Regions from separate parts of the Homo sapiens genome. Here region 2 is linked to region 1. A link is an interaction called in ENCODE POLR2A ChIA-PET data of the cell type or tissue named here. Cell type or tissue: Caco-2. All regions are shown on one strand. Links, peaks and the distances in the headings refer to the core of each region. The heading gives the core; the rest is flanking DNA. Region 1 overlaps CGN (cingulin). Region 2 overlaps POGZ (pogo transposable element derived with ZNF domain).

Region 1 (11,008 bases), core at 1,517-9,516:
TTTTTCTCTCCTTTTTATTAAATTAGAACCCAAGTTCAATAAAGTACAAACATCTTTTTTTTTTTTTTTGAGATGGAGTCCTGCTCTGTGACCCAGGCTGGCGGATCTCGGCTCACTGCAGCCTGTGCCTCTCAGGTTTAAGCAATTCTCCTGCCTCGGCCTCCCCAGTAGCTGGGATTCCAGGCGTGCACCACCACGCACAGCTAATTTTTGTATTTTTAGTAGACGTGGGGTTTCACCATGTTGGCCGGGCTGTTATTGAACTTCTGACTTCAGGTGATCTGCCTATCTCAGCCTCCCAAAGTGTTGGGATTACAGGCATGAGCCACTGCGCCTGGCCTAAATAAAGTACAAAGATCTTAAGGGTATAACTTGGTACTTTTTTATCATTGTATATGCCCATATAATTATTTATTATCTCATTCTCACAGATAATAACCTTGTGGGGTATTATCATTATACCCATTTTACAGATGAGGAAACTGAGGCACAGAAAAGTTGTGGGTTTTTTGTTGTCGTTGTTGTTTTTGAGACAGAGTCTTACTCTATTGCCCAAGCTGGAGTGCAGTGGTGCAATTACAGCTCACTGCAGCTTCAACCTCCTGGGCTCAGGTGATCCTCCTGCCTCAGCCTCCTAAGTCGCTGGGACTACAGGTGTGTACCACCATACTCGGCTAGTTTTTTGTATTTTTTGTAGAGATGGGGTTTTGCCATATTGCTCAGGCTGGTCTCAAACTCCCGAGTTCAAGTGATCCACACACCTTGGCCTCCCAAAATGCTGGGATTACAGGCGTGAGCCACCACACCAGAAAAGTTGTGATTTGCCTCAGGTTGCATACATCAGGTGAAGAGCAGAGACAGGATTCCAGACCAGATCCTGACTCTAGCCCAGTGCATTTTCTTCTACTGGATGAGTGGTTTGGAGAACTACTTTACCTGTCTGCCTTCACAAGCCTTTTAAGATGGGGTGATAAAAGTTTGGATGTGCTGTCTCCTCAGGGAGAGTGTATTGCTTTCATCATTTTCTCATGGAGTCCCAGGGCCAAAAAGATGAAGAACAATTCCTAATAAAGGGCTCTTCTCTCCCTGTTCCTTTCTCTTGAGAATTGCTGGGAATTCTAAGAATGCTCTTCTTCAGATAGACCTTCCCCACCAAGCCCTTTGTCACCTGTAGCTCTGCCTCTCCCATCCCTTCCCCTCCCTTCTCATCTCACCCTGGCTTGCTAGCACTTTACAGTCCCTGAAAGGGGCCTTGCCAAGTTTCCTTGGCCCAGAACTCCATGGGGAGGTTGAGTTGGGTATGTTTGTGTTTCTGTCTGGCACGTTAGAGGCTCATCCTCCAGTTTGGTGCTAGGCTCTGGTGGAGACTAGCAGAAGGGGTGGGGAAGCTGAATTTTTTTATTTGCTTGGAAGACAATCTCTCCCCCAAGTTCCTGGAGCCAGAGCATACCTGGAATACATTCCATTTGCTGACTCTGAGCTTTAGCAATGTGGACCTGGGAAGCTGGCCTATGGATGGTGTTGGCTCTGGCTCTCAGCTGAGACAAGTTTACCTGACCTGGGGCCCCTTAAAGTGGCACTTTTTTTTTTTTTTTTTGAGATAGAGTTTCACTCTTGTTGCCCAGGCTGGAGTGCAATGGCGTGATCTTGGGTCACTGTAACCTCCGTCTCCCAGGTTCAAGCGATTCTCCTGCCTCAGCCTCCCGAGCAGCTGGGATTACAGGCCCCCGCTACCACGCCCGGCTGATTTTGTATTTTTAGTAGAGACAGGGTTTCACCATGTTGGTCAGGCTGGTCTCAAACTCCTGACCTCAGGTGATCCACACGCCTTGGCCTCTGAAAATGCTGGGATTACAGGCGTGAGCCACCATGCCCGGCCGAGTGGCACAGTTTTTAAACCACATTTAAATATTTTTGGCTGGGTGCGTGGCTCATGCCTGTAATCCCAGCACTTTGGGAGGCTGAGGCGGGCAGATCACCTGAGGTCAGGAGTTTGAGACCAGCCTGGCCAATATGGTGAAACCCCATCTCTACTAAAAACAAAAATTAGCCGGGCATGGTGGCAGGTGCCTGTAATCCCAGCTACTCGGGAGGCTGAGGCAGGAGAATTGCTTAAACTCGGGAGGCAGAGGTTGCAGTGAACCAAGATCACGCCATTGCACTTCAGCCTGGGCAACAAGAGCAAAACTCTGTCTCAAAAAAAACACAACCTTTTCTTGAATAGATAATACATCTACGTGGTTCCAAATTCAAAAGGGACATAAGAGATATACAGTAGAATGTCCACTCCTTTCTGCTCTTCCAGAGAATAGAAACTCTCCCATCCCTGTTCCTAGTCCTCAGTTCCTCCACCTCAAAGGCATCACTGCTATCAGTGTTTTTAAGTTTCTTTCCAGAAGTGGGATGATATACTTTGAGGTCTTCTATATTTTAAATGAGCTCTGGGAGAGAAGGCCCCCTTTTCTCCAGTGAGATGGAGGTATCTGCTCAGCAGGGTGTGGGTTCTGCCTTCCCTTGGTGGGAGGAAGGGAAGAAGGCACACAGTGTTTTTTTTTTTTTTTTTTGGAGATAGAGTTTTGCTTTTGTCACCCAAGCTGGAGTGCAGTGGCGCAATCTCGGCTCACTGCAACCTCCACCTCCCGGGTTCAAGCAATTCTTCTGCTTCAGCCTCCTGAGTAGCTGGGATTACAGGCATGCGCCACCACGCCTAGCTAAGTTTTTGTATTATTAGTAGAGACAAGGTTTCACCGTGTTGGTCAGGCTGGTCTTGAACTCCTGACCTCAGGTGATCCACCTGCCTCAGCCTCCCAAAGTGCTGGGATTATAGGCATGAGCCACTGTACCTGGCCACATGGTGGTATTATATGTATGTATGAAGATCAAGTAAAATCTTTTTTTTTTTTTTTGAGACAGGGTCTCACTCTGTCACCCAGGCTGGAGAACAGTGGCATAATCACTGCTCACTGCAGCCTCTCTCAAGCTCAAGTGATCCTCCCACCTCAGCCTCCCAAGTAGCTGGGATTACAGGTGTGCACCACCAGGCCCAGTTTATTTTTGTATTTTTTGTAGAGATGGGGTTTCACCATGTTGCCCGGACTGGTCTTGAACTCCTGAGCTCAAGCAGTCCACCCGCCTTGGCCTTCCAAAGTGGTGGGATTACAGGTGTGAGCCACTGCTCCTGGCCATCAAGCAAAATCTTTAAACTTTTAACAAAGCCTAGCTCCCCAGGGCTGTATCAGAGGAAGTGGATTCTTTTAGGTTAGTGAGTCTCAAAGTGTGGTACCTGGACCAGTAGCATCAGTATCACCTGGGGAACTTGGTTAGAAATGCAAATTCTCAAGTCCTAACCCAGACCTACTGAATCAGAAGCTCTGGAGGTTAGGTCCAGCAACCGGTATGTTAAAAGGCTCTCCAGGGGCCTTCTGTTAGTCTGAGAATCAGTGGTTTATCTAGTAGGAACTGACAGGGAAGTCAGCCCGCAGGTAGAAGTTTCATAGTTTCTAGTGAAGTCTCTCAGCCTAAACTCATTTCTTCATCTTCTAGGACTCCTCCTATTTATGGAGCAGGCACCCAACATGGCTGAGCCCCGGGGCCCCGTAGACCATGGAGTCCAGATTCGCTTCATCACAGAGCCAGTGAGTGGTGCAGAGATGGGCACTCTACGTCGAGGTGGACGACGCCCAGCTAAGGATGCAAGAGCCAGTACCTACGGGGTTGCTGTGCGTGTGCAGGGAATCGCTGGGCAGCCCTTTGTGGTGCTCAACAGTGGGGAGAAAGGCGGTGACTCCTTTGGGGTCCAAATCAAGGGGGCCAATGACCAAGGGGCCTCAGGAGCTCTGAGCTCAGATTTGGAACTCCCTGAGAACCCCTACTCTCAGGTCAAGGGATTTCCTGCCCCCTCGCAGAGCAGCACATCTGATGAGGAGCCTGGGGCCTACTGGAATGGAAAGCTACTCCGTTCCCACTCCCAGGCCTCACTGGCAGGCCCTGGCCCAGTGGATCCTAGTAACAGAAGCAACAGCATGCTGGAGCTAGCCCCGAAAGTGGCTTCCCCAGGTAGCACCATTGACACTGCTCCCCTGTCTTCAGTGGACTCACTCATCAACAAGTTTGACAGTCAACTTGGAGGCCAGGCCCGGGGTCGGACTGGCCGCCGAACACGGATGCTACCCCCTGAACAGCGCAAACGGAGCAAGAGCCTGGACAGCCGCCTCCCACGGGACACCTTTGAGGAACGGGAGCGCCAGTCCACCAACCACTGGACCTCTAGCACAAAATATGACAACCATGTGGGCACTTCGAAGCAGCCAGCCCAGAGCCAGAACCTGAGTCCTCTCAGTGGCTTTAGCCGTTCTCGTCAGACTCAGGACTGGGTCCTTCAGAGTTTTGAGGAGCCGCGGAGGAGTGCACAGGACCCCACCATGCTGCAGGTCAGACCCAGCCCCTCCCTGACTTCTAAATGTCAGCCCCTTCTCCCTTCTCATCAGCTTTTACCCACCAGCCATGAGCCTCCTTGCTAATTCAAATAGCCTAGGCAGAAACTCTCTGCCTTTTGTTCTCTACTGTATCTGTCCACAAAATAGGTGATATTCACATGCACAGGATATTTCCATGGGTAAAATTCTAAAGAAAATGGAGCAAGCTATAAAATCACTATTCACAAGTTTGGACCTAGTTGTCATTGCCACAACCATTAACTATGGCTCAGTCACCAGCATTTGCAAGGTCTGCAGAATATGTAAGGCGGGCTTGGAGGATAAGAGCAGTTTCCTTGGTGCTCTTGCCAAAATTCCACACCTTTCTCTCCTACTCAGGAATGTAAGTAAGTGAGGGAGTGACTTTACTTTGAGAGAAACGTAAGTCTGTTTTAAAAGTAAATTATTTATAAACTCTAGCATGTTAACTACCATTAGTGACAAATCACTTGTGGCACAGTTTGCAGCTGGTTGAGATGTTTGTTGAGGAAAATCTGGTTTACAGCAACAGTGCAGAGGTGCATCCTGTGTTGGCCTCTCCCTGGCCTGTTGCTCAGGCCTCCACAGCATGTTTTCCTTGCTGCATTTCAGGATTGTTCATCATGCTTGAAGGGACTTGACCTGAGACTGCCACTTCTCCTCCATCTGAACCCCACGCATGCTTCTGGCCTAATCTTCCTATTTCTTTCTTTCTTTCTTTTTTTTTTCTTTTTCTTTTTTTTTAACAGTTCAAATCAACTCCAGACCTCCTTCGAGACCAGCAGGAGGCAGCCCCACCAGGCAGTGTGGACCATATGAAGGCCACCATCTATGGCATCCTGAGGGAGGGGTGAGTGGGGGCCCCCCCAACAACAGAGGCATACCCCTCCTTCTTTTTCTTCTAGCTTTGTTTCCCATCTTCCCTGATTTTACCCTTTCCTGATCTCTGCTACCTCTTTCCTCCCCTAACCCTTGCTTCTATCCTTTTATCCTCTAGAAGCTCAGAAAGTGAAACCTCTGTGAGGAGGAAGGTTAGTTTGGTGCTGGAGAAGATGCAGCCTCTAGTGGTGAGTGGCCTTCTCTGGATGGGAGCAAGGGTCAAGGTTAGAGCTTTGAGGGCCTCAGGGGATCCAGACTTGGACTCACTCCCTTCCCCCACACCCCCCATATCTCTGGCAGATGGTTTCTTCTGGTTCTACTAAGGCCGTGGCAGGGCAGGGTGAGCTTACCCGAAAAGTGGAGGAGCTACAGCGAAAGCTGGATGAAGAGGTGAAGGTAAGGAAAGGTTAGAGGTGCCGGAGGCATGAAGGAAAACAGGGAAAAAGCCTTGGCCTGGAGATGGGCTGAGCTGACCCTTCTAAGCAATGGAACAAGCATGTTTGTGTCTTATGAGACAAGAGACAAGAATGTGTACTAATTCCAGGAAGGACTTCTGGGGTTCTGTGGGGGTTAGGGAGGCAGAGCACATTAGGAATCTACCTACCTTCCATTCCACTCCCTTTGGGAGTTCCCATCCTGGCTCTGCCCCTTACTAGCTATATAAAACTTAAGAAAATTACTTACATTCTCTGTGCCTCAATTTTTTTTTATCATTATCATAATAATGGCAATAGTAGTAGCTATCATTTATTGAGTATAATTTTGGTAGTATGTACTGTCCTGGGTACTGTAATCATTATAGTTACCCTGTGAATACCTATTCTGGACCCTTTTCTGATGAGAAAACTGAAGATCAGAGAGGCTAAGTAAATTGCCTATGGTAGTAAGTTGCAGAGAGGAATGAAAAAATCCGGGTCAGTCTTATTCTAAAGCCAGTGTACCCTTTTTAAAAACATGTCTTCTGCCTTTCATCATATTGGTTTGTGTGTAGTTGGTGCTCAATAAATGTTGGATTGTAACTTCCCTTGTCTTTTGGAAATCACTGTAGTGTAATGATTAAGTGATTGGCTGTGGAGCCAAACTAACTGGGTTCAAATCCTGGTTCTGTTACTTGTTGGCTGTGTAACTGACCTTGGGCAAGTTCTTTAAATGTTCTAAGCCTCTGTTTCCTAAATTGTAAAGTGGGGATTATGATAGTACTATATTAATTAACTATTGCTGTGTAACAAATTACCCAAAACTCAATAGCTTTAAACAAACATTTCCCAGCCGGGCGCAGTGGCTCACACCTGTAATCCTTTGGGAGGCTGAGGCAGGCAGATCACCTGAGGTTGGGAGTTTGAGACCAGCCTGACCAACATGGAGAAATCCTGTCTCTACTAAAAATACAAAATTAGCCTGGTATGGTGGCACATGCCTGTAATCCCAGCTACTTGGGAGGCTGAGGCAGGAGAATTACTTGCACCCGGGAGGTGGAGGTTGTGGTGAGCTGAGATCCTGCCATTGCACTCCAGCCTGGGCAACAAGAGTGAAACTCTTTCTCAAAAAAAAAGCATTTCCCAGAGTCTGAGGATGAAGAACCTGGGATCAGCTTAACAGGGTAATTGTGGCTCTGAGCCTGTTATAAGGTTCCAGTCCAGCTTCTGGCTGTGGCCAAAAGAAGTAAATTGGAGGATCTGCTTCTAAAATGGCTTACTCAGGGCCAGGCATGGTGGCTTACGCCTATAATCCCAGCACTTTGGGAGGGCAAGGTGGGAGGACCACTTGAACCCAGGAGTTTGAGACCAGCCTGGGCAACATAGTGAGAACCCGCCTCTACAAAAAATTAGCCAGATGTGATGGCATGTGCCTGTAGTTCCAGCTACTTAGGAGACTGAAGTGGGAGGATTTTTTGAGCCCAGGAGGTTAAGACTGCAGTGAGCTGTGATTGCACTGCTGCACTCCAGCCTGGGTGCCAGAGCAAGACCCTGTCTCAAAAAAATATAAATAAGTGAATGAAGCAAACAAAACCAGTTTAATGAATAAGATAGACAAAACCAGCTTAATTGGCTGGGTGCAATGGCTCACACCCATAATCCCAGCCCTTTGGGAGGCTGAGGTGGGTGGATCACCTGAGGTCAGGAGTTTGAGACCAGCCTGGCCAACATGGTGAAACCCTGTCTCTACTGAAAATACAAAAATTAGTTGGGCATGGTGGCAGGCATCTGTAATCCCTGCTGCTTGGGAGGCTGAGGCAGGGAGACTTGCTTGAACCTGGGAGGCAGAGGTTGCCATGAGCCGAGATTGCGCCACTGCACTCCAGCTTGGGCAACAGAGCGAGACTCCATCTCAAAAAACAAACAAACAAAAAAAACAAAAAACCAGGCCGGGCGCTGTGGGAGGCTGAGGTGGACAGATTACCTGAGGTCGGGAGTTTGAGACCAGCCTGACCAACATGGAGAAACCCTGTCTCTACTAATAATACAAAAATTAGCCAGGTGAGGTGATGCATGCCTGTAATCCCAGCTACTTAGGAGGCTGAGGCACGAGAATTGCTTGAACCCGGGAGGTGGAGGTTGCGGTGAGCTGAGATCTCGCCATTGCACTCCAGCCTAGGCAAGAGCAAAACTCCATCTCAAAACAAAACACCAAGAAAAAAAAAAAATCAATAAAAATAATAAAAACCCAGCTTAATCAAATGGCTGTTGGTTGTAAACCTCAGTTCCTGGCTGTTTGGCCTTCCTCACAGAGCTACTTTTGAGTATCCTCACAATATAACAGCTATTTTTTTCCCAGAGTGAGGGATCCAAGAGAAAAGCTGCAATGCCTTTTTATGACCTAACATCAGAATTTACTCATCACGTCCTCCTTTTTCTGTTTGTTAGAAGGAAGCCCCTAAGTCAAGCCCGTGCTCGAGGCAAACAGAATTAGGCTTTATCTTTTGAAAGAAATGTCAGATAATTTGTGAACATATTTTACATCATCACAAGTACCAAGGCTAGTTATGAGGATTAGATGTGGATAATACACATAAGGTCCTAAGTATAGTGTCTATCATACAGCAAGTGTCCAATGAGTGTTAGACATTCCCATTATTCTGAGTCTTTCTGAGAGGCTTTCCCTACCCTCTACCTGCTGTACTCTCATTCCCTTTTACAGAAGCGGCAGAAGCTAGAGCCATCCCAAGTTGGGCTGGAGCGGCAGCTGGAGGAGAAAACAGAAGAGTGCAGCCGACTGCAGGAGCTGCTGGAGAGGAGGAAGGGGGAGGCCCAGCAGAGCAACAAGGAGTGAGTGCAGCTGGTGGCGCACCTCGGGCTGCTTGGGGGCCTAGGCCAGGTTTAGAGGCCACTCCCTCTTTGCCCCTAGGGTTGAAGGAGACAGAAGGAAATCTCCAGAAGCTGAAAGGGGCAGTGTTGGTTTAAGGACAGGATAGGGCCTTTCTCTCTACCTTCTTTATCAATAATGGTGGTAGTGCATGATTTGGAGTTAAGCTACCTGGGTTTGCCTCTGTCTCAGATTCTTAAGCTATAAAATAGACTTAATAATAGTACCTACCTCACAGGATCATTGTAAGGATTCAGTCATCCATTCAGCAGATGTTTCATCAAGAATGCTGTGACAGGCATTAATCTAGGTTCCCAAGACACATCAGTGAACCCTATAGATGAAGGGCTCGCTCTCCAGAAGCTTAGTTTCTACTGAGAGGGAACAGACAGTAAACAAACATATTTTGCAAGTAAATTTGTAACACACGAGAAGGCAGTAAATACAACAGGGTAAGGCAGATCAGGAGGGCCAGGTTGTAGCGGGGCAGGTTGCAAAAATCAGGGGAGGCCTCATCAAGATTTGAAGGAAGGAAGTTTAAATGCATTAATAAATATGAATTAAAATATATGATGCGTTTAGAGAACTGCCTGACACATAGTGTGCAATAATGTTATCTATTATTAGGCTCCAGAACATGAAGCGCCTCTTGGACCAGGGTGAAGATTTACGACATGGGCTGGAGACCCAGGTGATGGAGCTGCAGAACAAGCTGAAACATGTCCAGGGTCCTGAGCCTGCTAAGGAGGTGTTACTGAAGGTAGGGTCTGGGGTCATATGCCCCAGCCTCTGCTTTTTCTCAGTTGGAGCATCCTCAAGTCTGCTCATCCATGGTTTCCCCAAAGTATGAGGAGTGGGTGGCTGATTACAGGTACTCAGTGTGCTTTCAGGTAGATTCAATGGTGTGTTGGGACTAGAGTTAGGATAAAGGAAACCTATCATTCTGGGCTCCAGTACTGGTACTAGAGCACCTGGTACTGTGCCTAATACGATAAATATTTTTTGACTCAGTGAATTGATAAACAGATGGATTCTAATATGGTCACCCCTGTACTTCTTCCTTTATTTTCTCCAGGACCTGTTAGAGACCCGGGAACTTCTGGAAGAGGTCTTGGAGGGGAAACAGCGAGTAGAGGAGCAGCTGAGGCTGCGGGAGCGGGAGTTGACAGCCCTGAAGGGGGCCCTGAAAGAGGAGGTAGCCTCCCGTGACCAGGAGGTGGAACATGTCCGGCAGCAGTACCAGCGAGACACAGAGCAGCTCCGCAGGAGCATGCAAGATGCAACCCAGGCATGTGACAAGAGCAGGGTCTGAGAGAGGAGGGCACTGCTGGAGAACAAGGCTGCCTTGGGATCTTGGACTTTTGGACTTTTCATGGTTGCAACTGGGAACTCCCCCTCTCCTCCTAAAGGACACAGTGAGATCTGCTGAAAACCTTGGGCAGGAAAACTATAGGGGCAGAGGGAGGGAGTACAGGCCAGAAGTACCTTGAGGTTGTGTGACAAAAGTCCCAAGGGGGACTGGGTGCGGTAGCTCATGCATGTAATCCCAGCACTTTGGGAGGCTGAGGCGGGTGGACTGCTTGAGCTCAGGAAGTTAGAGACCAGCCTGGGTAACATGGAGAAACCCCATCTCTGCCAAAAATACAAAAACTTAGCTGGGTGTAGTGATGCGTACTTGTAGTCCTAGCTACTTGGGAGGCTAAGGCAGGAGAATCGCTTGAACCAAGGAAGCGGAGGTTGCAGTGAGCCGAGATCATGCCATTGCACTTCACCCTGGGCAACACAGCGAGACTCTGTCCCCCTAAAAATAAAAAGTCCCAAGGGGAAATAACTGGGGAGGTTTCCTGTAGATGATAGAGGGGTGGACTGTGACTTGAGGAGAGAATCTCTGCTAGCATTGTACCAGGTACCACAAGAGTGTCAGGGGGTGCACCTGGCATGGTGCCCTCTGGGTCTAAGCCTTTCCTTGTACACACTCACACTTTGATTTGAAGTGACCTCTTCCCTCTGAGCCTTCTGGTGTCCAACTCTCCCCTTCTCTAGGACCATGCAGTGCTGGAGGCCGAGAGGCAGAAGATGTCAGCCCTTGTGCGAGGGCTGCAGAGGGAGCTGGAGGAGACTTCAGAGGAGACAGGGCATTGGCAGAGTATGTTCCAGAAGAACAAGGAGGATCTTAGAGCCACCAAGCAGGAGTAAGGACATTGGCCCTCTCAGAAATACCCATGATTCATATGCCACTTCCTTTCTTTTTTTTAATTTTTAATTTTAATTTTAATTTTAATTTATTTTTTGGGACAGAGTTTCGCTCTTGTTTCCCAGGCTGGAGTGTCATGGCACGATCTTGGCTCACTGCAACCTCTGCCTCCTGAGTT
Region 2 (10,200 bases), core at 72-8,071, 100 kb before region 1:
TCCAAACCCTGCATTCTGTCACCATTATTTCAAACTGCATGTAGGAACTGTCACTTCTCTATACTTATAATAAGGCAAAAACTTGGTACTAGCCCATATGATTTCCCACTGCTAATCAGCTGGCCTCCAATACCTCCTACTCTCTTTGAAATTGTCCATTTTGTCAAGCTTATGAGAAAAAATTTTGACAAAATTTTATGACACAAATGAACAATTTTGTCAAACTTCTGAGACAATTTTTGGTAATTTCATGTTGGCCAGGTTGGTCTCGAACTCCTGACCTCAGGTGATCTACCTGTCCCAGCCTCCCAAAGTGCTGGGATTATAGGTGTGAGCCACCGTGCCTGGGCTTTTTTTTTTTTTTTTTTTTTTAAGAGACAGAATCTCACTGTTGCTCAGGCTGGAGCATGATCATAGCTCACCGCAGCCTCCTGAGTAGCTAGGACTATCCTTTGAGCTCAAGCGAGCCTCCTGTTTCAGCCTCCCAAGTAGCTAGGACTACAGTGGTGCACCACCATGCCCAAGTAATTAAAAAAAATTTTTTTTTGTAGGGACAGGGTCTCGCCATGTTGCCCAGGCTGGTCGGAAACTCCTGGCCTCAAGCAATCCTTTTGTCAATCCACTTCAGTCTCCCAAAGTGCTAGAATTACAGGTGTGAGCCAGTGCACCGGCCAATTTTGGTAAGACTTTTAACTGCTACATATTTTTAATTATACAGTATGGCAAAAAGAGAGAGATTATTTACATTTTTGTCACTTTAATGGAATTAGTTTCAAGTTTTTGCAAATATGAAAACTGGAAGCTTAAAGCCTTGGGCATTTACTGGACAATGTCTAACCTCCCCCCGCCCCCAGCCCCCTACACCCCAGCCAAAGAAATATGAATAAAGTTGAAATAATTCTTTTTTCTTTTTTTAACTACCGAGAACCCTGGATTTTTGTTTTGAGACAGAGTCTCGTTCTGTCTCGCACGCTAGAGCGCAGTGGCTCAATCATGGCTCACTGCAACCCTGACCTCCCAAGCTCAAGCAATCCTCCCATCTCAGCCTCCCAAAGTACCAGAATTACAGGTATGAGCCACTGTGCCTAGCCAAGTAATTTTTTAAAGTAAAACAAACAAACAAAAGCCAGGGGTTCTTAATCTGGGGTCTATGGAACAGGCCTCTAGGAATCCAGGCTTTCTCTGAAATTATTTGCAAAAGAGTAAAATGTAGATTTTTCTAGGAAGAGGATTCAAACATTTCATATTTATTCTCAAAGAGGTCTGCAACTCCATTTAGAAACACTGTCTACAGGTACATTAGGTGCTATGAGGACATGGATAAATAAGAAATTCTGCATAAAGGAATGAGGAAAAGCTATAACAACATATAAAAGCTGAATTGTCAAAGAATGGGGCTCAGCCAGCCAGAGAGAGGACCAAGAGAAAAGCAGGAGGAAAGGCAAGTAGGTATGAAAGTTAACCACATGTTTGGGAAACAGTTAACTAGCAACATAACGATATTATCTCTTTTCCACTCACCCCCCGATTTGTTTACCTCTCTCATTTTTCTCTTCTAGAACACCTTTAAGCAATATTTTGTCCAGGCCTTTCTTAGTCTATGTTTTCCCTGGGCAATCTCATTCACTCTTTCTCCTATAACCTATTTATCAGCTCTATTTTCACAGCTGTCATGCAACATCAATAATAAAAACACTTATTAAGCAATTTCTAATGTACAAGCATCAGGTTAAGATTTACATGTGTTGGCTGGGCACGGTGGCTCATGCCTGTAATCCCAACACTTTGGGAGGCCAAGGCAGGCGGATCACCTGAGGTTGGGAGTTCAAGACAAGCCTGACCAACATGGAGAAACCCTGTCTCTACTAAAAATACAAAATCAGCCGGGCACAGTAATGCATGTCTGTAGTCCCAGCTACTTGGGAGGCTGAGGCAAGAGAATCGCTTGAAGCTGGGAGGCAGAGGCTGCGGTGAGCCAAGATGGCGCCACTACACTCCAGCCTGGGCAACAAGAGCGAAACTCCCTCAAAAAAAAGAAAAAAAAGATTTACATTGTGTTATCTCAAGAAAACTAGTGAGGTAGGAACTCAAATATAAGGGGATTTAAGAGATCTCTGGTAACCTTTGACACATCAGTTCTACAGGGGAAGGAGCTAATACAGAAAAAGATTCAAGAGGGAAAATGAATTGATTCTCCATGGTGGCTGTCCTAACTGTCCCTCTGAGCACCATCACCCTCCTTAACACCTAACACAATCTCCTACTTTGAGGAAATAGGCATGAACAACTGTAACTTCTGCTGCTTGTTTTCCAAATTATGGAAGGATAGATCTCTTGTACCTTCCTAAGGCTCATCCAACCTCATCATGCCATGTATTCCAAGATTTTGTCAATTTGTTTTCCCTGTCTTCAATCTTCCCCAACCCCGACAGGCTCCGACTCCTAAACATGGTTAAGCTCCTTAAAGCATCCTTCTCTCAATCCTATTTCTTCCTCAAACTTTCTCCTTTCCACTAACACAAGATTTTTTGAAAGATTAGAATAACCTACATCTGTTACCTTTAATGAGATGCTCAGGAAGTGGAGGTAACAATGCCAGGAAGAAAAATGTTATAATATTTGAAGAAATGGGCCGGGTGTGGTGGCTCACGCCTGTAATCCCAGCACTTTGGGAGGCCGAGGCCGGTGGATCACGAGTTCAGGAGATCGAGACCATTCTATCCTGGCTAACACGATGAAACCCCGTCTCTACTAAAAATGCAAAAAAATTAGCCGGGCGTGGTGGTGGGTGCCTGTAGTCCCAGCTACTCGGGAGGCTGAGGCAGAAGAATGGCGTGAACCCAGGAGACAGAGCTTGCAGTGAGCCGAGATCGCACCACTGCACTCCAGCCTGGGCAAAAGAGCGAGACTCCGTCTCAAAAAAAAAAAAAAAAAAAAGAATATTTGAAGAAATGTACCTTAAGATAGCCACTATGGAAAACAGGAATAATAACTAACAGTCTTAACCATTTTTTAGTCCCAAATCTCACACTAACAAAAGCTATGCAACCTCTCCCTTGAAAAATGCACACACACAGGCAAAGTTTATATGTAATTTCAAGGGGCTCACAGGACACCTCACCACCAAGCAGGTTAAGATTTCTGTATTAGACATAAATATTAAAAGACTATGAATCAGGGCCGGGTGCACTGGCTCACGCCTGTAATCTCAGAGCTTTGGGAGGCAGAGGCAGGCGGATCATCTGAAGTCAGGAGTTCAAGACCAGCCTGGCCAACATGGCGAAACCCCGCCTCTAATACAAAAATTAGCCGGGTGTGGTGGTGCACGCCTGTAATCCCAGCTACTCGGGAGGCTGAGGCAGAAGAATTGCTTGAACCTGTGACGCGGAGGTTGCAGTGAGCTGAGACTGTGCCACTGCACACACCAGCCTGGGTGACAAGAGTGAAACTCCATCTCAAAAAAAAAAAAAAAAAAAAAAAAAGAAAAAGAAAGAAAAGAAAAAAAAAAAGACTATGAATCAGACAGAGTGCGGTGGCTCACGCCTGTAATCCCAGCACTCTGGGAGGCCAAAGCGGGTGGCTCACTTGAGGCTAGGAGTTAGAGACCAGCCTGGCCAACATGCCTGTAGTCCCAGCTACTTGGAAGGATGAGGCAGGAGAACTGCCTGAACCCAGGAGGCTTAAGTTGCACTGAGCTGTGATTGCGTCACTGCATTCCAGCCTGTGTGACAGGGTGAGATTCTGTCTCAAAAAAGACTAAGAATCAGCATTAGACAAACTTATGAAAAGAACCCTAGGGCCATACAAGCTCCTTCAAGTCACTGCACTGCTCTTAAACAAGTGTGAATAAAAATGTAATACTACTTTTTGGGTTTTTTTTTTTTTTTTGAGATAGGGCCTTACTCTGTCACCCAGGCTGGAGAGCAGTGGTGTGATCATATCTCACTGCTGGCTCGACTTGCTGGGCTCAAACAATCCTCCCACCTCAGCCTCTTGAGCAGCTGGGGCTACAGGCACAAGCCACCACACCTGGCTAATTAAAAAAAAATACAAAAACAGAGAGAGATAAGGTCTCACTATATTCGCCAGGCTGTTCTCAAACTCCTGGGCTCAAGCAATCCTCACGCCTTGGCCTCCCAAAGTGCTAGGATTAGAGGCATGAGTCACCATGCCTTGGCCTGTAATGTTATTAAGATGATACTGTTATCACAATTAAATATAATGATCCACTGATATTCTGGGGACAACTCAGAAAATTTTTAAATAAAGTAGGTATTGAATGTTATTAAGGATTTCTGATTAATTCTGTTAGATCTTTTTTTTTTTTTTGAGACGGAGTCTTGCTCTGTCGCCAGGGTGGAGTGCAATGGTGCGATCTCAGCTCACTGCAACCTTCGCCTCCCGGGTTCAAGTAATTCTCCTGCCTAAGCCTCCCGAATAGCTGGGATTAGAGGCGCGTGCCACCACACACGGCTAACTTTTTGTATTTTAGTAGAGATGGAGTTTCACCATGTTGTCTGGGATGGTCTCGATATCCTGACCTCGTGATCCACCCGCCTCGGCCTCCCAAAGTGCTGGGATTACATGCATGAGGCTCCGCGCCCGGCCCTCTTTTTTTTTTTTTGAGACAGCGTTTCACTCTTGCTGCCCAAGCTGTAGTGCAATGGTGTGATCTCAGCTTACTGCAACCTCCGCCTCCCGGGTTCAAGCAATTCTCCTGCCTCAGCTTCCCAAGCAGCTGGGATTACAAGTGTGCACCACCATGCCCAACTAATTTTTTGTATTTTTAGTACAGACAGGGTTTCACCACGTTGGCCAGGCTGGTCTTGAACTTCTGACCTTAGGTGATCCGTCCGCCTCAGCCTCCCAAAGTGCTGGGAGTACAGGCGTGAGCCACTGCGCCGGCCTATTAGATCTTAACAAAGGTACTGTGGCCACACACACACACACACACACACACACACACACACACACACAAAAGGCCTTATTTTTTAGAGCTACATATTAAAATATTTAGGAGAAAAATATCATGATGTCTACAATTAACAAACAATTCAGAAAATAAAAGGAAAAAAATCCCCCAAAATATTAGCATGTAAAAATAAGCTACTTTTTGAAAAGGTATCTGCACTCCCATGTTTATTGCTGCACAGTTCACAATAGGCAAAATATAGAATCAACCTAAGTGCCCACCAACAGATGAATGAATAAAGAAGATGTGGTGGCTGGGCACAGTGGCTCATGAGGTCAGGAGTTTGAGACCAGCCTGACCAACATGGTAAAACCCCGTCTCCACTAAAAAATACAAAAAAATTAGCCGGGCGTGGTGGCGTGTGCCTGTAATCCCAGCTACTCAGGAGGCTAAGGCAGGAGAATCACTTTAACCCAGGAGGTGGAGGTTGTGGTGAGCCAAGATTGCACTACCGCACCTCAGCCTGAGCGACATAGCAAGACTCCTTCTCAAAAAAAAAAAAGATGTGGTATATATACCCAGTGGAATATTATAGCCACAAAAAAGAATGAAATTCTGTCATGCAGCACATGGTTAGAACTGGAAGTCCCTAAGTGAAGTAAGCCAAGCACAAAAAGACAAATATCACATGTTCCCACTCATATGTGGGAGCTAAAAAAAAAAGTAGATCTCATGGAGAGAGAGTAGAATGGTGGTTACCAGAGGCTGGGAAGAGTAGGGGAGTAGAGAGTTGAAGAGAAGCTGATCAACAGGTACAAATATATGGTTTGAAAGAAGAAATAAGACCTAGTAGATCAGTAGGGTGACTATAGTTTACAATAACCTGTTGTAAATTTTAAAATAGCTAGAAGAGAATAATTTGAATGTTTCTAGCATAAACACATAGAGTGATGAATATTCCAAGTACACTGATTTAATATTTACAGATTATATAAATGTATATTAGATTATCACATGCATCCCTAAACCATGTACACCTATTATGCATCAATTCTTTTTTTTGAAAAAGCTACTTTTGGGCTGGGCACGGTGGCTCATGCCTGTAATCCTAGCACTTTGGGAAGCTAAGGTGGGTGGATCACGAGGTCAGGAGTTTGAGACCAGCCTGGCTAACATGCTGAAACCCCGTCTCTACTAAAAATACAAAAAATTAGCCGGGCATGGTGGTGGGCGCCTGTAATCCCAGCTACTTGGGAAGCTGAGGCAGGAGAATCGCTTGAAACCAGAAGGTGGAGGTTGTAGTGAGCTGAGATTGTGCCACCGTACTCCAGCATGGGTGAAAGAATGAAGCTCTGTCTCAAAAAAAAAAAAAAAAAAAAAAGAAAAAAAGAAAAAAAGTTACTTTCGACCGGGCATGCTGGCTCATGCCTATAATCCCAGCACTTTGGGAGGCCGATGCAGGTATATCATTTAAGGCCAGGAGTTTGAGACCAGCCTGAACGACACGGCGAAACCCCATCTCTACTAAAAATAAACAAACAAAAAAATTAACTGGGCATGGTGGCACATGCATGTAATCCCAGGAACTTGGGAGACTGAGGCACAATAATTGCTTGAACCTAGGAGGTAGAGGTTGCAGAGAGCCAAGACTGCGCCACTGCACTCCAGCCTAGGTGACAGAGCGATTGTCTCCCAAAAAAAAAGCTGAGCACGGTGGCTCACACCAGTAATCACAGCACTTTGAGGCTGAGGTGGGTGGATTGCTCGAGCTCAATAATTTGAGACCAGCCTGGGCAGCATGGCAAAACCCTATCTCTACAAAAAACACCCCCCAAAACAAAAAACCCCCCAAAATTAGCTGGGCATAGTGGCATGTGTCTGTAGTACCAGCTATTCAGGAGGCTGAGTTGGGAGGATCATCTTAGCCTGGGAAGTGGAGATTGCAGTAAGCCAAGATTGTGCCACTGCACTCCAGCTTGGCTAACAGAGTGAGACCCTGTCTCAAAAAAAAAAAAAAAAAAAAAAAAAAACTACTTTCATGCCAGATCTGTCAAGGGTGCAAAAAAGGAAATTACGAAAGACTGCAAGAATAAAATTGATATATGCTAAGGAAAGGTGATTTTGGTAAGCATAAAATCTTGTCATAAGAGACTCAAAAATTAAGTCAGGGAAACCAAGAGAAAAAAGATCAATGAGGGTCTACATTGTTTCTTTTCCATAAGGAAAAACTTATCTTCCCTCTGTGTAATTTTATTATTTGTGGAACTTCGGAATAACAAAACCCACCCCCCATATTACGCGTAAAAATGAGTTAGGTGCCCAGACTGGGCAACACAGCAAGACCCTGTCTCTACCCCCAAGAAAAGGAATAAATTAGCTGGGTGTGGTGGCATATGCCTACAGTCCCAGCTACTCAGGAGGCTGAGGTGGGAGGACTGCTTGAGCCCAGGGGTTCGAGGCTGCAGTGAGCTAAGATTGCGTCACTGCACCCCAGCCTGGGTGGCAGAGCAAGACCCTGTTGTCTCAAAAAACTGGTGTTTTCACTAAGAGGTATGGATGAGTTACTCTGGCTTCACATTACTGACAGTGAAGAATCGTGAGTCCTATTCTAGACCAAGCTGGCTACCCTGGCACTACACTGCAGTGTTACCATTGATTCTTTGTTTTTTGAGACAGAGTCTTGCTCTGTTATCCAAGCTGGAGTGCAGTGGCGTGATCATGGTTCACTCTAGCCTTGACCTACTGGGCTCAAGCAATCCTCCCACCTCTACCTCCTGAGTAGCTACGACTATAGGCGTGCGCCACCACACCCAATTTTTGTATTTTTTTTGTAGAGACGGGGTTTCTCCATGCTGCCCAGGCTGGTCTTGAACTCCTAAGCTCAATCTGCCTGCCTCGGCCTCTCAAAGTGCTGAGATTACAGGTGTGAACCACTGCACCTGGCCCGGTTGATTCTAATATACATTCTACTCCCAAATGATTAGTCCAAAGTTTCACTGTCTAATATGGTGGCACCAGCAACATGTATCTAGTGAACACTTAAAATGTGGTAAGCTCAAACCCAATTTAGATTTGTATTTCAAAAGATCTGTTTTTTAATGGAGGAAAAAAGAATGACGAATATCTCATTAATTTTAAATTTTGAGTTCATGTTGAAATATTTTTAATATACTGAATAAAATATGCTGTTAAAATTAATTTTGCCTGTTTTTTTAAACTTTACAGTAGACGCCCTTTGCCAATGGGAAATATACGTTCCAAGACCCCCAGTGCATACATGAAACCTCAGATAGTATTGAACCCTATACATACCGTGTTTTTTCATATATATATATATATATACCTATGATAAAGTTTAATTTATAAATTAGGCAAAGAGATTAACAATTAAAAATATATAATATATAAAAGGATAATTATAACAATATACTGTAATAAAAGTTATGTGAATGTGGTGTCTCTCTCAATAATCTTATTGTACTGCACTCACCTAGTTTTGGACTGTGATTGAGACTAAAATTGAGGATAAGGGAGCGCTACTGTATTTAAAGTGAAAAAAATTAAAATTACTCATGAAGCTTGCATATTTCTACTGCCTAGTGTTACTGTAAGCCATTAATGTCAATCCCACTTCCCTTGCCAATAAATGGTCAGAGATATAAAAGGAAAGCAATTCTCACTCATAAGAAAACAGATTCAAGAAAGAAAAATTGAGGATAAGGGAGCGCTACTGTATTTAAAGTGAAAAAAATTAAAATTACTCATGAAGCTTGCGTATTTCTACTGCCTAGTGTTACTGTAAGCCATTAATGTCAATCCCACTTCCCTTGCCAATAAATGGTCAAAGAGATATAAAAGGAAAGCAATTCTCACTCATAAGAAAACAGATTCAAGAAAGAAAGATGGGAAGATAAGATCTCTTCTTTGTCTAACAATTTTTTATCTGGACATAGTGCCTGACACTTATACAGCCACCCTGCTATGAGCCAGAGACAAGAGAATTGTTGAAAACCAGCAGGGCAGTCAAATTCTAGGCTGAAGCATCCATTTCTGTATCTCTCAGTTAAATGATATAACAGATATTCTTATTGTTTTCTTTTGTTTTGAGACAGAGACTCGCTCTGTCATCCAGGCTGGAGTGCAGTGGTGCGATCTCAGCTCACTGCAACCTCTACCTCCTGGGATCAAGTGATTCTCATGCCTTGGCTTCCTGAGTAGTTGGGATTACCTGCGCACACCACCACAGCCAGCGAATTTTTGTATTTTTAGTAGAGATGTGGTTTTGCCATGTTGGCCAGACTGGTCTCCCCTGGCCTCAACTGATCCACCCACCTAAGCCTCCCAAAGTGCTGGGATTACAGGTGTGAGCCACCACACCCAGTCCTTATTGTTTAATTCATTTTTAGTTAAGGATTTTTACTTGTAGCAAATGCATCCAGATAATATGCATATGTCTTCTATGCTTTTGATCATGCTGTTTTCAATCACCTAAAAGCTTTTCTTACTACTCTCCATCCATCTAAACCTTTCTTAAATTTAAGCACGACTTTCTTGGAAACCTAGCCACAAGGATTTTTTCCCTTCTCTGAAGTATTTCACCTATCAATGATATCTTAAAATGTCTATGTTTATAATATACTATCTTGTTCTCACATTTTCCTATATTTACATAATTTTTGTCTTTACAACAAAACTGGAAATCCCGTAAAGGACATGAGAAGTATTCTCAATACTGGGCTTAAATCCTCACTATGTATCCCCAGTAGAGGTGTATTTAGAGGTGTACGCTCATAAGCAAATGACTCAATTTCTTTGAGCTTATGTTCAGCCTACATCTATCTATAAAATGTACAGTGTAGAAAAACATTCCAGCTTACCTTATATTTCACTGAAAGCACTGTCTTAATGATAAAGTACTTCATAATATTATCTTTTTTTTTTTGGAGATGGAGTTTTGCTCTTGTTGCCCAGACTGGAGTGCAATGGCATGATCTCAGCTCACTGCAACCTCCGCCTCCCGGGTTCAAGCGATTCTCCTGTCTCAGCCTCCCGAGTAGCTGGGATTACAGGTGCCCGCCACCACACCCAGCTAATTTTTGCATTTTTAGTAGAGATGGGGCTTCGCCATGTTGGCCGGGCTGGTCTCGAATTCCTGACTTCAGGTGATCTGCCTGCTTCGGCCTCCCAAAGTGTTGGGATTACAGGCGTGAGCCACCGTGCCCGGCCATATTATCTTTTATCCTACTTAATTTCTTTGAGCTTATGTCCAGCCTACATGTATAAAATAT

The links. ChIA-PET counts read pairs that join two places held together with the same protein. Peaks named below come from ENCODE experiments on the same cell type or tissue, not always from the same donor. Only the 100,000 strongest peaks of a DNase experiment are listed, where the experiment ranks them.
Region 2: POLR2A ChIA-PET joins it to region 1 with 6 read pairs; 5 of 35 experiments call an interaction of 5 or more read pairs at or near these places.

The regions. Positions count from the first base shown.
Region 1 is chr1:151,514,963-151,525,970 of GRCh38, forward strand. CGN (cingulin) reads left to right here. Exons shown (of 21, transcript NM_020770.3): 2 at 3,544-4,430; 3 at 5,204-5,304; 4 at 5,452-5,521; 5 at 5,634-5,729; 6 at 8,472-8,599; 7 at 9,264-9,396; 8 at 9,712-9,924; 9 at 10,680-10,828. The coding sequence starts at 3,558. Among named protein-coding and RNA genes, the nearest start is that of CGN, 9.1 kb to the left of the region's middle. RefSeq lists enhancers at 8,062-8,597, 8,552-9,751. In Caco-2, for the core only: no CTCF peak of the experiment used is centred there; no DNase peak of the experiment used is centred there.
Region 2 is chr1:151,412,754-151,422,953 of GRCh38, forward strand. All of the region lies in intron 10 of POGZ (pogo transposable element derived with ZNF domain), which reads right to left. Among named protein-coding and RNA genes, the nearest start is that of PSMB4, 18 kb to the left of the region's middle. In Caco-2, for the core only: no CTCF peak of the experiment used is centred there; a DNase peak (open chromatin) is centred at 3,688.